Regions from separate parts of the Homo sapiens genome. Here region 1 is linked to region 2. A link is an interaction called in ENCODE POLR2A ChIA-PET data of the cell type or tissue named here. Cell type or tissue: GM12878. All regions are shown on one strand.

Evidence for each region. Peaks named below come from ENCODE experiments on the same cell type or tissue, not always from the same donor. Only the 100,000 strongest peaks of a DNase experiment are listed, where the experiment ranks them.
Region 1: POLR2A ChIA-PET joins it to region 2 with 6 read pairs; 6 of 35 experiments call an interaction of 5 or more read pairs at or near these places.

Annotation. Positions count from the first base shown.
Region 1 is chr7:105,279,648-105,287,647 of GRCh38, forward strand. All of the region lies in intron 2 of SRPK2 (SRSF protein kinase 2), which reads right to left. Among named protein-coding and RNA genes, the nearest start is that of SRPK2, 110 kb to the right of the region's middle. In GM12878, no CTCF peak of the experiment used is centred here; no DNase peak of the experiment used is centred here; H3K27ac peaks cover 199 bases.
Region 2 is chr7:105,182,685-105,190,684 of GRCh38, forward strand. All of the region lies in intron 3 of SRPK2 (SRSF protein kinase 2), which reads right to left. Among named protein-coding and RNA genes, the nearest start is that of KMT2E, 170 kb to the left of the region's middle. In GM12878, no CTCF peak of the experiment used is centred here; a DNase peak (open chromatin) is centred at 4,837; H3K4me3 peaks cover 681 bases; H3K27ac peaks cover 631 bases.

The sequences.
Region 1 (8,000 bases), 97 kb after region 2:
TACAACAATGTATTAAATAAATTTCTAATTTTATTAGCCTCACAATTACTCCCGTTAGCAATGAAATGTGGTGAAACCAATCTCTGAAAACTATCTAAAGGTTTCTCACTATGACAAAGTATCATTAATAGTTAATCCAGCCCCTCAACAGAACAAAGCCTCTTTTACCCTGACTCTGTCAAGTAGACAGTAGAAGTAACACAAGTTCTTAGATAACTGTGAGCTGTTACCAAACTCAAGGTGAAACCCAATGCTGTGTTCAGCAGGAGGCCAAGTTTTAAAGCTTTTCCTGCATTATTCTTAATATATGAATATCATTTATTTTACTGATAAAATACATAAATTTTACAGATTATATCATAGAGTAATATTCAGAAAAAATAAGTATTTTTATAATCTTAAGAGACAGTTTTTTCATACCAGATATTAACAGACAACTGAAACTACTTGGTTCACTGATATTGGGATGTACAAAGTCAAAAATTAAGCTGAGCGCAGTGGCTCACGCCTGTACCCCAGTACTTTGGGAGGCTGAAGTGGGCAGATTGCTTCAGGTCAGAAGTTCGAAACCAGCCTGGATAATATGGTGAAACTCCATCTCTACTAAAAATACAAAAATTAGCCGGGTGTGGTGGTGCACACCTGTCATCCCAGCTACTGGAGAGGCTGAGGCACAAGAATCGCTTGAACCTGGGAGGCAGAGGTTGCAGTGAGAGCGAAGACTGAGATCACACCACTGCATGCCATCCTGGGTGACAGAGTGAGACTGTCTTCAAAAAAAAAAAAAAGTCAAAAATTAAGATGTTATTATTTATTTTATTATTATTTGCAATTTTTGCATACAAACAACTGTGAATTCACCAAGGCAATGAATGCCTGATTTCTAACTTCTTTGGTAAGCCAACACCCACTCAAATCATCTCAAAAACAAACTTCATTATGTTAAGAGGTGGTAAAATGATTGTGGGAGGCTATTTACATGTATAAGAAAACAAGTCATTAAAAAAAAGGGGGGGGGGGCCGGGCACAGTGGCTCACCCCTGTAATCCTAGCACTTTGGGAGGCCGAGGCGGGTGGATCACGAGGTCAGGAGATCAAGACCATCCAGGCTAACACAGTGAAACCCCGTCTCTACTAAAAATACAAAAAATTAGCCGGGCGTGGTGGCGGGCACCTGTAGTCCCAGCTACTCAGGAGGCTGACGCAGGAGAATGGCGTGAACCCAGGAGGCAGAGTTTGCAGTGAGCCGAGATAGCGCCACTGCACTCCAGCCTGGGCGACAGAGCGAAGACTCCATCTCAAAAAAAAAAAAAAAAAAAAAAAAAAAAAAAAAAAAAACCTTGTTTATAAGGCATAAGAGTTAGTGCCCCTAACTCTCAACTTACATTAACTTTCAACCCATTTCTTCCTTCTTTTTTTTCTTTTTGTTGTTGTATTTGTTGTTTGGTTTTTCCCCCGCTTTTTCTGAGACAGGAGTCTCTCTAGGTCGCCCAGGCTGGAGTATAGTAGCGCGATCTCAGCTCACTGCAACCTCCACCTCCCAGGTTCAAGTGATTCTCCTGTCTCAGCCTCCCGAGTAGCTGGGATTACAGGCACTGACCATCACGCCCAGCTAATTTTTGTATTTTTAGTAGAGATGGGTTTCACCATGTTAGCTGGGCTGGTCTCAAACTCCTGACCTCAAGTGATCTATCCACCTCGGCCGCCCAAAGTGCTGGGATTACAAGCATGAGCAACCACGCCTGGCCTCCTAACTTTCAACTGCAAAAACCGCAATTACATTTGCACCAACCTAATAATTTCCATTTAACATGCATAGAAACTAAAAGTTAAATTTGCTCAAGACTCCAGCGCTACCCACCAGTTGCAGTGGCACATGCCTGCAGTCCTAGCTACGTGGAGACTGAGGCAGGAGGATCACTTGAGCCTTGAAGTTTAAGGATATAATGCACTATCATCACACCTGTGGATAGTCACTGCACTCCACCCTCAGCAACACACTGAGACCCTGTTGCTAAGGTAAAAAAAAAAAAAAGATCCCAAAGCTAAACAGTTTCACTTACAAAAGCAGCAAAAAGAATAAAATATTTACAAATAAATTCAACCAAGGAAGTACAAGGCTTGTACACTGAAAACTATAGAACACTGTTGAAAGAAATGAAAGACCTGAATAAATGGAAAGATATCCTGTGTTCGTGGATGGGAAGATTTAATATTGTTAAGATGGCAATATTCCCCAAATTAATCCACAAATTCAACATAATCCCCCGATAAAAATTCCAACTGCCTTTTTTGCAGACACAAACAAGCTGATCATCAAATTCATGTAGAAATGCAAGGTACAATGAATAGCCAAAACAATCTTGAAAAAAGAAAAAGTTGGAGGACTCACACTTCGTAGTCAGTTTTGGCTTCAAAACTGACTACACAAAGCTATAGGAATGAAAAGTGTGAGGAAAGAGGCCTAAGGGTGGACATTTAAATCAATGAAAGATAACGGAAAGTCCAGAAATAAACCCTCACATTACAATCAAGTGATTTTTCAACAGGGTGCCAAGACCATCTAATGGGAAAAGAATACTCTCTTCAGCAAATGGTGATAGACAACTGGATATTCACATGCAGGAGAATGAAGCCAGAGTTCCCCTTCACACCATATACAAAAATCAGTTCAAAATGGATCAAACAGCTAAATATAAAGGCTAAAACTATTAAACTCTTAGAAGAAGACATAGAAATGAATCTTCATAACCTTAGAAGAGGCTACAGTTTCTTAGGTATGACATGAAAAGCACAAGGAATAAAAGAATAGATAAATAAACTTAACATCATAAAAATTAAAAACATTTGTGCATTAAAAGACATTATCAAAGGGCCAGGGGCAGAGGCTCATACCTGTAATCTCTGTGCATTGGGAGGCCAAGGTGGGCGGATCACTTGAGGCAAGCCTGCCCAACATGGCAAAACCCTGTCTCTATTAAAAATACAAAAATTAGCCAGGTTTAGTGGTAAACATCTGTAATCCCAGCTACTCGGGGGACTGAGGCATGAGAATCACTTGAACCTGGGAAGCGGAGGTTGCAGTGAGCCGAGATTGTGCCACTGCATTCCAGCCTGGGCAACAGAGTGAGACTCTGTCTCAAAAAATAAAATACATTAAATTATAAAATAAAATAAAATGCATTATCAAGAAAGTAAAAAGAAAACCCACAAGATGGGAGAAAATATTTGTAAATCACGTAACTGATAAAAAAAAAAACTAGCATCCAGAATATATAAAGAACTCTTAACAATCAATTTAAAAACCCAACAACCCAATGATAAAGTGGGCAAGGGATTTAAATATACATGTGCCAAAAGAAGAAAAACAAGTAGCTAATAAGCACACAAAAAGATGCTCCACATCATTTGTCATCACACAGAAATGCAAATCAAAGTAACAGTGAAATACCACTTCACAACCAAGAGGGCTATAATCGAAAAGACAGATAATACCTATTATTGGTGAGGAGACAGAGAATTTCGAGACTTCAGGCATGGCTGGTGGGAAAGTTAAATGGTGCAGCTTTGGAAACACGCTGGCAATTCTTACAAGAGTTACAGAGTTACCATATGACCCAACAATTCTCCTCCTAGGTATATACCCAAGGGAAATAAAACATATATTCTTACTCTTCACACAAAAACTTGTACACAAATGTTCACAGCAGCATTACTCATAATAATCAAAAAGTGGGAACTCATATGTCCATCAATTGAGGAATGTTAAATAAAATGTGGTATATACATATGTAAAAGAAAGAGTACTAATACATGCTACCGTATGGCTGAACGCTGAAAACATTATGCTAAGTGAAAGAAGCCAGGCACATAACAAATATTATATGATTTCATGTGTGTAAATTGTCCAGAATAGAGAAATCCATCAACACAGAAAGTAGATTAGTGATTGCGGGTAGGGCAGGGTGGGAATGAGGAGTGTTTGCTAACACAAAGAGGTTCTCTTTGAGGTGATGAAAATGTTCTAGAATTATGTAATAGTGGTAGTTTCAAAATATTGTGAATATGCTAAAAGCTATTAAATTGTACACTTTAAAATGATTAAAACCGAGGCAGGCAAGTCGTTTGAGCCCAGGAGTTCGAGACCAGCCTAGGTAACATGGTGAGACACCGTTTCTACAAAAAATACAAAAAAAAAACTAGCCAGGAGTGGTGGTGTACGCCTGTGGTCCCAGCTACTCAAGAGACTGAAGTGGAGGCTGAGCCCAGAAAGTCAACGCTATAGTGAGCCGTGATGGTGCCACTGCACTTCAACCTGGGAGACAGGCTGGGAGACAGGGACCCTGTCTCAAAACAAACAAACAAACAAAAAATGATTACAATGCTGACAAGTTACTTGGGCGTTTTTTGTTTGTTTTTTTTGTTTGTTTGTTTTTTAAAGAAAAACTGCAGAGCTAGTATGTAACTAAGCCAGGATAAGAAACCGGGGCGGTCTAACACCAAAGCCTAAATCCACAGCTGTGCTGCCGAGCATGAAAGGAGATAGTTATCAATCTGACCAGGGAAAGGGAGTGGTCATCAAGGTCATTTGGGCTTGGTTATAAAGGTCAGAATGACTTTGCCAAGTGAAGAAATTAACACTGGGCCCACTCCAAACAGAAAAAAATGGTACATGCAAAGCTACAGAGAACCTCTCGTGTACGCCATCTTAGTGGTTTTGGTGGCTGGCATGACTTAAGCAGGTACTGGTAAGAAATGAAGCCAGAGATAATGGCAGAGCTGTTCCCAGAACACCTTCTGTGCCATACAAAGAAATCCTACTTTTAAGTATGGCAGAAACATAACCAACTATACAGTCAAATTTAAAGATTCAACAGGTGATTGAGATTTAAAAGCAAAATTAAAAAATCTTATATCATGCTGGGGGAAAAATATTAAACTTCATGGAGCTATTTATAAGGCTTGTCAATTCACCACAATTCATTTTGTGTCTGTACTCCCACACAGTACCCCTCAGGAGCTTTGCCAATTATCACTTCTCTCATTTGTAAATCCTAAAATTCTCACCTCGAGCATCAGTAGTCCCTTATTTCTACAAAAATATCTTTCACTGCAGCAAGTAATAGTAAAATCTACTTTCAAGACTTTGGTGCTTTATACAATATTATGAAGTACCACAAACACTTCAGCCAAATGGGCTGGGTCTACTTTATTCCTGTCTTGCTGTTTGTGAGGTTTCCCACATAGGCACCAACTAAAAATCTAAACTCGTTCTTCAATTTAATAAGCAAGAATCAACATACAGGGTCTTAAACACAGCAAGGACATACAAGAGTCTTAGCTTTGTTATAATAAAGTTACCCTGAGTCAATATTCCAGGATCCAAGTTCTTCATTTTTATCAGCTTTGGCCATGTACTGAGTTGCTGGTTTCCAATCACACTGAAACAGTATTTTGGCCAGGTGCTGTGGCTCCAGCCTGTAATCCCAGCACTTTGGAAGCCCGAGGCAGGAGGATTGCTTGAGCCCAGGAGTTCCAGACCAGCCTGGGCAACATAGCGAAACCCTATCTCTACAAAAAAATCAAAAATTAGCTGGGTGTGGTGATGCACGCCTATAATCCCAGCTACTCGGGAGGCTGAGGTGGGAGGATTGAATGAGCTGGAAGGCAGAGGTTACAGCAAGCCAACATCGTACCACTGCACTCTAAACTGGGCAACAGAGTGAGACCCCGTCTCCAAAAAAAAAAAAAAAAAAAAAAGGAAAAGGAAAAGAAAAAAGAAACAGCATTTTAAGCATGAAACAGTGCTTGACATTAAAATATCAGGATAATAATTGTATTTCAAATAAATTATATGTGGTTTAGATATTTGTCCACTTCAAATCTCCTGCTGAAATGTAATCCCCAGTTTTGGAGGTGGGGCCTGCTGGGAGGTGTTTGGATCACGGGGACTGGGATGGATCCCGCATGAATGGCTTAGCATTGTTCCCTTGGTGACAAGTGAGTTCACATGAGATCTGATTGTTTAAAAGTATCTGGCACTTACTCCCGCTCTCTCTTGCTCCAGCTCTTACCACGCAACCCATCTAACCACCTGCTCTCCCTTTGCCTTCACCATGATTGTAAGGTTCCTGTGGCCTCACCAGAAGCAGATGCTGGACCCATGCTTGTAAAGCCTGCAGAACCGCGAGCCAATTAAACCTCTTTTCTTTAAAAATTACCCAGCCTCAGGTATTCCGTTATAGCAATGCAAGAACTGCCTAATACAAAGTAGAAACAGAAACAACAAGCATTTTACACCAGTTACAATGTATCAGACATGCATCTATTTGCTTTACATATAATAATTCTGTTGATACTCCCATATCCCTGTAAGATAAATACTATCGCATTATCTTCATTTTACAGGAAAACTGAGGTACAAAAAGGCTAAGCAATTTGTCAAAGATCACAGAGCCACTGTGGTAGAGGGAAAATCTGTACCAAGACAGTCTGTACATAGGGTTTGGGTTCTAAGCCACTATGTTCTATGCATCTCCACTTTCAAATGTCCTCAAATTTTTCAATGACATTCCTTTACATTCATAATATTTGTAAAAGCTATGATGCAAACCTACAAATCCAGTCGTATTCAGACTTCAAGTTTATAATCTTGCTGCTCCATCCCTCTACAAATAATTTCTTTTGTCCTCTCTGCTAATCTTAAAACAATTATTTATTAGATTTACTATGCTAAGTGTTTGGAGGGTAAAAGTCATTAACATATTAACTGTCCATAAAGAAGATCAAAATTTTTTGCTATATTTGACCGTAGTTTATGAGGTAAACTACATTTAAGTTAAGCGCTGGGTAATTTGGGCATTCTAAGACAGTCTCAGAATGCATCCTCTGTATTTAATTTTACTCTTCATGCTAAAGGACAGCTGTACTGATTTACAGACCAACGAAATCACTCTCTGGGGGTGGTAACACCTAAAAAGTTCCATAAGCAATTCTGATGCACAGCCAGTATTGAGATCACTGGTTTTACTTACACTGGCACTCCCTAACTAAAATGACAATATTGCAAATGCATAATTCATTTTACAAACAATTAGTCAATCATGCCAAACACTATTCTACTTATTGATTTAAATATGAAGAATGCTGGCTATGTATGCTCCAGCAATTCCTCTCCCAAATCTACCCTAGAAAGACATTTACACGTGGCCTAGGAGAATCACACAAAGATGTTTGTCACATTGCTGTATGCAACAGCAAGTAATGAATAGCCGTGCAACTGTCAGATGAACTATGGTACATTCATAATATACAGCATTTGAAAAGGATGCAGGCCGGGCGCGGTGGCTCACGCCTGTAATCCCAGCACTTTGGGAGGCCGAGGCGGGCGGATCACGAGGTCAGGAGATCGAGACCATCCCGGCTAAAACGGTGAAACCCCGTCTCTACTAAAAATACAAAAAATTAGCCGGGCGTAGTGGCGGGCGCCTGTAGTCCCAGCTACTTGGGAGGCTGAGGCAGGAGAATGGCGTGAACCCGGGAGGCGGAGCTTGCAGTGAGCCGAGATCCCACCACTGCACTCCAGCCTGGGCGACAGAGCGAGACTCCGTCTAAAAAAAAAAAAAAAAAAAAAAAAAGAAGAAAAGGATGCAGAAGATCCACATGTACTGATAAACATATCCAAAACATAACTCTCACAAAGTAGCTTGTAGAATACCCAGAATATACTATCATTGTTATAGATATTTCACAGGTACATATACATGTGTATATACATGTAAAATATATTCTTAAATAACTAGGAAATGGCTGGGTGCAGTGGCTCACGCCTGTAATCCCCACACTTTGGGAGGCTGAGGAGGGGAGATCACTTGAGGTCAGGAGTTCAAGACCAGCTTGGCCAAATGACAAAACCCCGTCTCTGTTAAAAATATAAAAATTTGCCAGGTGTGGTGGCACATGCCTGCAATCCCAGCTACTTGGGAGGCTGAGGTAGGAGA
Region 2 (8,000 bases):
CTCAAACTCCTAGCCTCAAGCAATCCACCTGCCTTGGCCTCCCAAAGTGCTGGGATTACAGGCGTGAGCCACAGTGCCTGGCAAGTTTTGACTTTGTTACTTGTAAGGAAAAAATTAACAAAGTATTTATTAGAAGATTTCCCCTTATCTCTTATGACCAGAAGGAGGGAAAGTAAACTACTAATCTAAATATATCCCAAGTAGTATCATATAAAACACTACGAAGACAACTGTATAGGGGAAAAAAAAATCATATTTCTATTACAATGTAAAATTAAAATGTGTAGTACTCAAGGCAAACTAGTAAGAAAGACTGAGCTGTGATAGTATTTACAAGATCCTGAGCCAAGCTATCACGGGATCCACAAACATTTATGAAGTTAAAGTTCACTAAAAGCTCCATACATTTACAAAGCTGGAATCAAATTCTAGACAAAGAAAATTATTTAAATACAAATAAGGATCTCTTATGTTTTTATGACTAATCATCTTTTTTTGTCATTTTAGTGCTATAAGTTTGTAGCTGTGTAAAAAATTTTCTTCAATATACTGATACTGATTTTTCAGAAAAAACCCTAGAGAATAAGAGCTCACAATGCAAAGTCACATTACTATACAAGCCAATAACTAAAATCCTAATCTACATTCTAGTCTAGAACACTCCAGAACCATGTCTCAATACCAAGAGTACTTTAGAACACAATTTTAAATGCACTTGGGGATCAGCAGGAATCCTACAACTGCACAATGGTTAACATATCAGATCGTAAATGGCTAGCGGGTTTTTTTTGTTTGTTTGTTTGTCTATTTTTGTTTTTTTGAGACAGAGTCTCACTCTGTTGCCCAGGCTGGAGTGCAGTGGCATGATCCCAGATCACTGCAATCTCCACCTCCTAGGTTCAAGCCATTATCCTGCCTCAGCCTCCAGAGTAGCTAGGAGTACAGGCATGTGCCACCACACCTGGCTAATTTTTTTGTATTTTTAGTAAAGATGGGGTTTTCACCATGTTAGTCAGGCTGGTCTACAATTCCTGACCTCAAATGATCTGCCCACCTTGGCCTCCCAAACTGCTAGGGTTACAGGTGTGAGCCACCACGCCCTGCGTGGCTGTTTTTAAGAGGCCATGTCTAGAGATTTACTTGACTCTGTAATTTGGGAAACAAGCTGTTTTTTCTCATACACACAAATACAACTAAGTGTTCAACTTCGCTGAATGTATTTTAAGTATACTGATACCCTGTAAATCTCAGATTCCATAACTAAAAAGAGTTAACGTACACTATTACCAATTTTTTTTTTTTTTTTTTTTTGAGATGGAGTCTCTCTGTTGTGCAGGCTGGAGTGTAGTGGCATGATCCCAGCTCACTGCAACCTCCGCCTCCCAGGTTCAAGCCATTCTCCTGCCTCAGCCTCCGGAGTAGCTGGGAGTACAGGAATGTGCCACCACACCTGGCTAATTTTTTTTGTATTTTTAGTAGAGACGGGGTTTTACTATGTTGGTCAGGCTGGTCTCGAACTCCTGACCTCAAATGATCTGCCCACCTTGGCCTCTCAAAGTGCTGGGATTATAGGAGTGAGCCACCACACCTGGTCTATTACTAATATTTTTCCTTTATTTCTTACATACATAATGCCAGACACAGCTATTTCTCTCTTTAGGATACCTTGACAGAATAATCCAAACCACTGTTACAAAATATATGTTGTTATAAAATTTACCCTTAAATTTCTATGGAAACCAAATACACGATCTTTCAAGTCCATTTAACTGTCTAGTTAAGACGCTTAATAGTATTCTATAAGCTAAGTGTCCCAGAGGAATGCTACAGATTTGATTTTTCAGGTATACTTTGTATTTTAATGAAAGCAGTCTGTATGTCTATACAGGCCTCTTCCTTGATTTAGGTTGCTAGAAGCTTTTAACTTCAGTGTTCAAAAGAACAATATTCCCTCAGTGCTTAAATGTATATAACAGTTTGTATGAGATTTGTATAATGAAGGTCAGTTTGGCTGGATGTAAAATATTTGACTGACATTTTCTTTCCTTGAGTATGTTAAATGTACTTCTCTAGTGTCTTCTGGCCTAACATTTTGCTGCAAAAATACTTAATAACAATCTGGTTATCCCCTAATAAGTCATGTGGTCTTTCCATCTAAGAATTTTACCACTTTATCTAGGCTGCAATGTTTATTGGGACTTTATGATAGTTTTTATATATTATTTCTAATTCCTTCTTATTCTTAACCTTCTCCTTGTTTCATGGGCAAAGGAGGAGTAGACATTCTATGAGATCATTAAAAGGACTTTCCTCCAGAATAAAGAACATGAGCTTGAGTACATGAACTTTAGTACGTGAACTTGGACATTGTTTGTATCTGTTCAAAAACTTTGGGCTCATTTCTCGGTTCTTAATTATGTTTCAGATAAATAAATGTATAATATATTGAATTATGAACTGAAGAAACATAACTGATCTTAGAATGAGAAAGTCTTAGCTGAGTCAAAGTAGAATTCAGAAATCAGAATCCACTTAAGACATGAGATTTCTTTTAAAAGAAAAAATTAAAAAAAGAGAAAAAGAAATAAGATTTATATCTAAAAGAAAAAATTCTTAGTAACTAAAAAAATTTAACAATTAAAATAACTCAGAAAACAGCTCTCTGGCTGTTTAAAACTAAAAGCCCTAATTATCCACATTCCAACCTCAAAATATAACTAAAAAATTAAGTTCCTTCCAAAGGTTAGGACCTATTTCAGGCTCCTGCTGTTCATGGAGTGCAAGGGTATATATTATAGCACATATCCATGTCTGACTCATAACTGAAGACATGTTCCCAGGTGTATGTTACGTTCTCTTGTCAAAAAATAATAATAATAATACACTGTAAATAATCTAAATTCTAAACTACTCTAATGAAATTCTTAATTATTCTAAAAAATGAGAAAGAGAAAAAAGGTCTTAGAGACAAACTGACTACAAAAAGAATAAGTAAAAGGTCTCTATGTGGAAAACAAAACTGATTTTTGAGCCTCACTCGAAAGCCCCACCTAGTTTTATAATCCAAGAATAATTCATGCTTTCCAGTTTAATCACCATCAAAAAGTCTAACTCATGCACCAACTTGTACATACTCCTTTGTTAGGCACCCAACATAGCAATTTAGACATACTTAGTAGACTCTAGGCTTAGAAGGCTTATAATCCATGCCAGACAAAAAGAGAATTAGATAAATACATGTCCTAAAAAAGGGGGTTAGTTTACTGTACCTACATAACTATAACTACATATATTTGGAAGTCTGCATCTTTTTATAGATTTTATTCCCCTAGAATGTTCTGGGCTATGGGACGAATATGTCTTTATCAGTCAACTTTAGGTTTAATGTCTGCAAAATAAAGGTTTCATCTTGATTTATATAAGGTATTTTCAAACTACACAAATCTCTATTTCTATGAATGTTGTATCATTTGACAGTAGGAAGAATGCCCTTGCTTATAGGTTTTTACTTTTTAAATTTTATTTTAGATTCAGGGAGTACATGTGCAGGTTTGTTATGTGTATATATTACACAATGGTGGGGTTTGGGCTTCCGGTATACCCATCAACCAAATAGTGACCATTATACCCAATAGGTAATTATCAAGCCACACCACCCTCCCAACTTTGCCCCTTTTGGAGTCCTCAGTGTCTATTGTTTCCATCTTTAAGTCCATGTGTGCCCATTGTTTAGTTCCCACTTACAAGAAAGAACATGCAGTAGCTGATTTTCAGTTTCTAAGTTTTTTCACTTAAAATAATGGCCTCCAGCTTCATCCATGTTGCTGCAAAGGAAATCATTTCATTCTCTATGGCTGCTTTATTGATTTCTTGTTGCTGTATTCTGACGGACTGTGTTCTTCAACAAAGGCCGAAACAGTATCTCCCCAACTACCTGCTCTTCTACTATCCCTTCTACTCTGATGTTCTACTATCAAGAAATGGACTCTAATCATGAAACTGAATGAGCGTCTGATGTGCTTCTAACCAAAAAGAATATAGTGGATGAGACTGTGTGACTTTTGAGGCTAGGTCATAAAAGGAACACAGCTTCCACTCTGGAAGGTGTGTGTTACCTTTGGGAACTCTAAGTTGCCAGGTAGGAAGTATGACTGCTCTGAGGCCACCATGCTCTGAGAAAGCCAAGCCATATGCAAAGGGCATGGATAGGTGCTCCATAAGGCTGTCCTAGTTGTTTATCTTTCTAGCCCAGGGGCCAGATGTAAGCTTTCAGTTAATTCTAGTCCCCAGCCATGAAGCCACATCAAGCCCTTGAGATGTCTCAGTTGAGGCCCCAGATACCGTGAAGCAATGGGCAAGCCATCCCAGCTTTGTCTTTTCTAAATTCTTGATACATAAAATCATGAACAAAATTAAAAAGGGGTTTAAGGCTAAGTTTGAGGATAATTTATTATACAACAATAATCACAACGGTCTTTATTCTGCTCACCACAACAGCTATGCAAAACCTCCTCCTCGGTTCTGCAGGTAAGATGTGCCTTCAATCTTTAAAAGACTGATCAACTAGCTCCAAAAATCACTCATTTAATTCCTTTGTTGCTGGCCTTTCAACTCTACTCAAACCTTATCTCTTCTGCCTAGAAATATGCCCAGATATGTCACACTAAAATAAATGCTTTTTCTTGCACAAATCTGACCCCACTCCCTAGAAGCTACAATCATTTCATTGCTAAATTTCACCGAATAATCTGCTATGCTTTGCTAATATATCCTCACCTTGACATCTGCCTGACTCATCACTGGCCCCACACATGAGTCTCTAGAGAATTCCCCACAGGTAGTTCACTGTTCCTGTCAGCTTTTACCTTCCTGAAACTGAAATTTAGCTTAAACTAAATGCTATTATTAAATCCTTCCGTCTTGAAAACTCTTTTTTTATACCTCAGACCATATAGCCTTGGAAAGACCACCACCATCTCAGTGTGTTACCAACACAGGCAAAATTACTATTGTCCAAGGGAAGGATTTTGGTGTGGGTGTCTGACCAGACGTTCAGGTTTAAAGTCTCATGGTGAATATGCGTGGTGTAGTAAGCAGAGCTGAAGAGGCCATTGACAGGATCAATCAAAGGTTTTTTAAAAAAATAGGTAAAACTCATTCATTATAATAGAATTACAGAAGCAAGTAAGTCACAAGAAAAATAAACATAAAAGGGACAAAGGTGAGTAAATTATAACCAAGATAGGATTGCTGGTGGGAATATACAGTGACACAGCCATCTGGGGAAATAATCTGACAGCTCCTTAAGTGATTACCATATGACCCAGCACTTCCACTCCTAGATACATACCAAAGAAATGAAAACAAATGTACACTTTAACTCATATACAAATGTTCACAGCAGCATATTCTCAATAGCCAAAAGTGATAACAACCCAAATGTATATGAACTGCTGTGATACATCCAGAAAATGAAATATTAATCATGAAATGAATGAATAAAATACATGGTATAACAAGAATGAATCTTTAAAACATTATAAGTAAAAGAAGCCAAACACAAAAAGTGATGTATTGTGTTTGTTTATATGAAAATGTCCAGAATAGAGACAAAAAGTAGCTTAGTGATTGCTAAGGGTTGTAGAGGGGAGGAGAATAGGGACTGGCTGTCAATGGACAGTCATTTCTTCTGGAGAATGATGAAAATGTTCTGGAATTTTAAAGTGGTGAGTTGCAAAATTATGTGAATATACTGAAAACCACACAATTGTACCCTTTAAAGCAGAGAATGTTATGTTTGCAAATTATATCTCAATTTTTTAAAATGTATGAGGGAAAAAATAGCATGTTTTCAATTACTGCTTCCTAGTCAACATAAACCAGACAAAAAATCCCCAACAAAATCTGGAACTCCATTACTTCATTTCACTCTTTTCAATTCCAGGTTAAAACAGGATCCAAAACAAAGAGGAAAAAATTTTAACAATTCTACTGAATCCAGAACATCAATGTTAAGGAGTGAAATCTGAATAAAGAACTCTAAGAATACAGTCCATTTTTAAATTAGCACCAAATGGGAAATAAAAGAGAAAAGATATTACTCGTAACAGGTTCTGTTTGTAAATGTTTTTAGAATACTACCTTAGATCCCAAATAAGAATCAAACATGCCTGGGCCCTTAAAGAGAATTGGTGGATAGCCCCAACTAACAAAAAGACTTGCAAGAGTGTTCCAGCTTTTAGCTGGGAGCATAAAAGGAAAAAAACCCTTATGCTACAGTGAGCCTAAAGGGGGTGGAGGGAGGAAGGGACAGAGAATGAGCTAAGAAGAAGCCACCATGTTAATTGTCGACACTTTCTAAACCCAGACTCCAGCCCTTTCCTCAGCTGCTGCCAAGGGGCTCAGTACTTCTGGGAAAGCTACAGTCACACTGGGGAGAGGCCCTCACTTCATCCAGCAACTTGCACTGCATCCAACAGCAGCACCAGCCCCGCCACTCGCCCGCACCACAGCCCCTGAATTCGCCTGCATCTACTCCACCCTCATTCTTCACTATGAACGAGGTGACCGTCACAGAGGATAAATCAAGGCCCTAATTAAAGTAGGTGGTGTAAATGTTGAACCTTTTCGGCCTGGTTTGTTGGCAAAGGCCCTGGCCTATGGTGACATCGAGAGACTCATCCTAATGTAGGGGTTGGTGGACCTGCTCCAGCAGCTGCTGCTGCATCAACAGTAGGTCCTGCCCTGTCCAGAGCAGCTGCTCCAGCTGAGGAGAAGGAAGTGTAAGCAAAGAAAAAAGAATCTCGGCCGGATGCAGTGGCTCACACCTGTAATCCCAGCACTTTGGGAGGCTGAGGTGGGCAGATCACTTGAAGCCAGGAGTTCTAGACCAGCCTGGCCAAAATGGCAAAGCACAGTCTCCACCAAAAATACAAAAATTAGATGGGTGGGCTGGCGGATGCCTGTAATCCCAGCTGCTCAGGAGGCTGAGGCACAAGAATCACTTGAACCTGGGAGGCGGAGGTTGCAGTGACTGGGTGACAGAGCCAGACTCGGTCTCCGAAAAGAAAAAGATAAAGAAAAGGAAAAACAAAGAAGAATCTGAGGAGTGTGATGATGGCATGGGCTTTGGTCTTTTTGACTAGAAGTTCTTTTATAACTCTTTTTACAAATTTTTAAAAAATTAAACTGGACTCCAGGGACCAGTGGGTGAGGCCACTGGCTATAGGGGTGGTGGGCACGCTGTGGCGTGATGGCATGGGGCTGTTGCAGACATATGAACTGGTCTCTCACCACTGCCATGCCACACAACTGTGCTCTGGCACTGAGTACAGTGGGGACAGCCTTGTGGCAGAACGCCACAGCATTCTCTTAGTGGGTAATGGCAGCACCAGCAGGAGCAGGCCAGGAGCAGGAAGGAGGATCACAACAGATCACACATGGGGACTCCGGTCTGGATCCTGCGCTCCCTCTGGCGACTTCCAGATCCAAAAGGGCAGATTATGCAGGGGCTGACAAGTGAGGACAAGAGCCACTGACATCTGGAATGACTGCAAGTATGACTGCCCATCTATATTCAAACAATATAAACTTTGGGTTACACAACTGAATGTGTTCAGGAATGTGTCATTCAGAATAACACCACGGCTGCCATCTCAGTCCACTCTAGGTCAAAATGAACACATATCTTGGTTGCTCTCCTACCTCCTTGACTGCTATGTCTGTTTCTTGTACGTGTTCCTTTTCCTCTTGCATTCCATTAAATTTCTCAAAGGCTTGTCATTGAACAGCCTCTCTGCATCCTTTTTTTGTTTGTTTTTTTAAACCACTTACCATTATATGATCTGTTTTACCTATCAAATCTATAATATCTGTGTAAGGTTTGGGAACAGTCCACCAACTGCCTTCCCTTCTGACATGAATCACAGAGTTTGGGGGTCCCAAAGACCATCCTCACGTTCAATAATGTGCCACACTGTTAGACTATCAGGTGTGGCCCA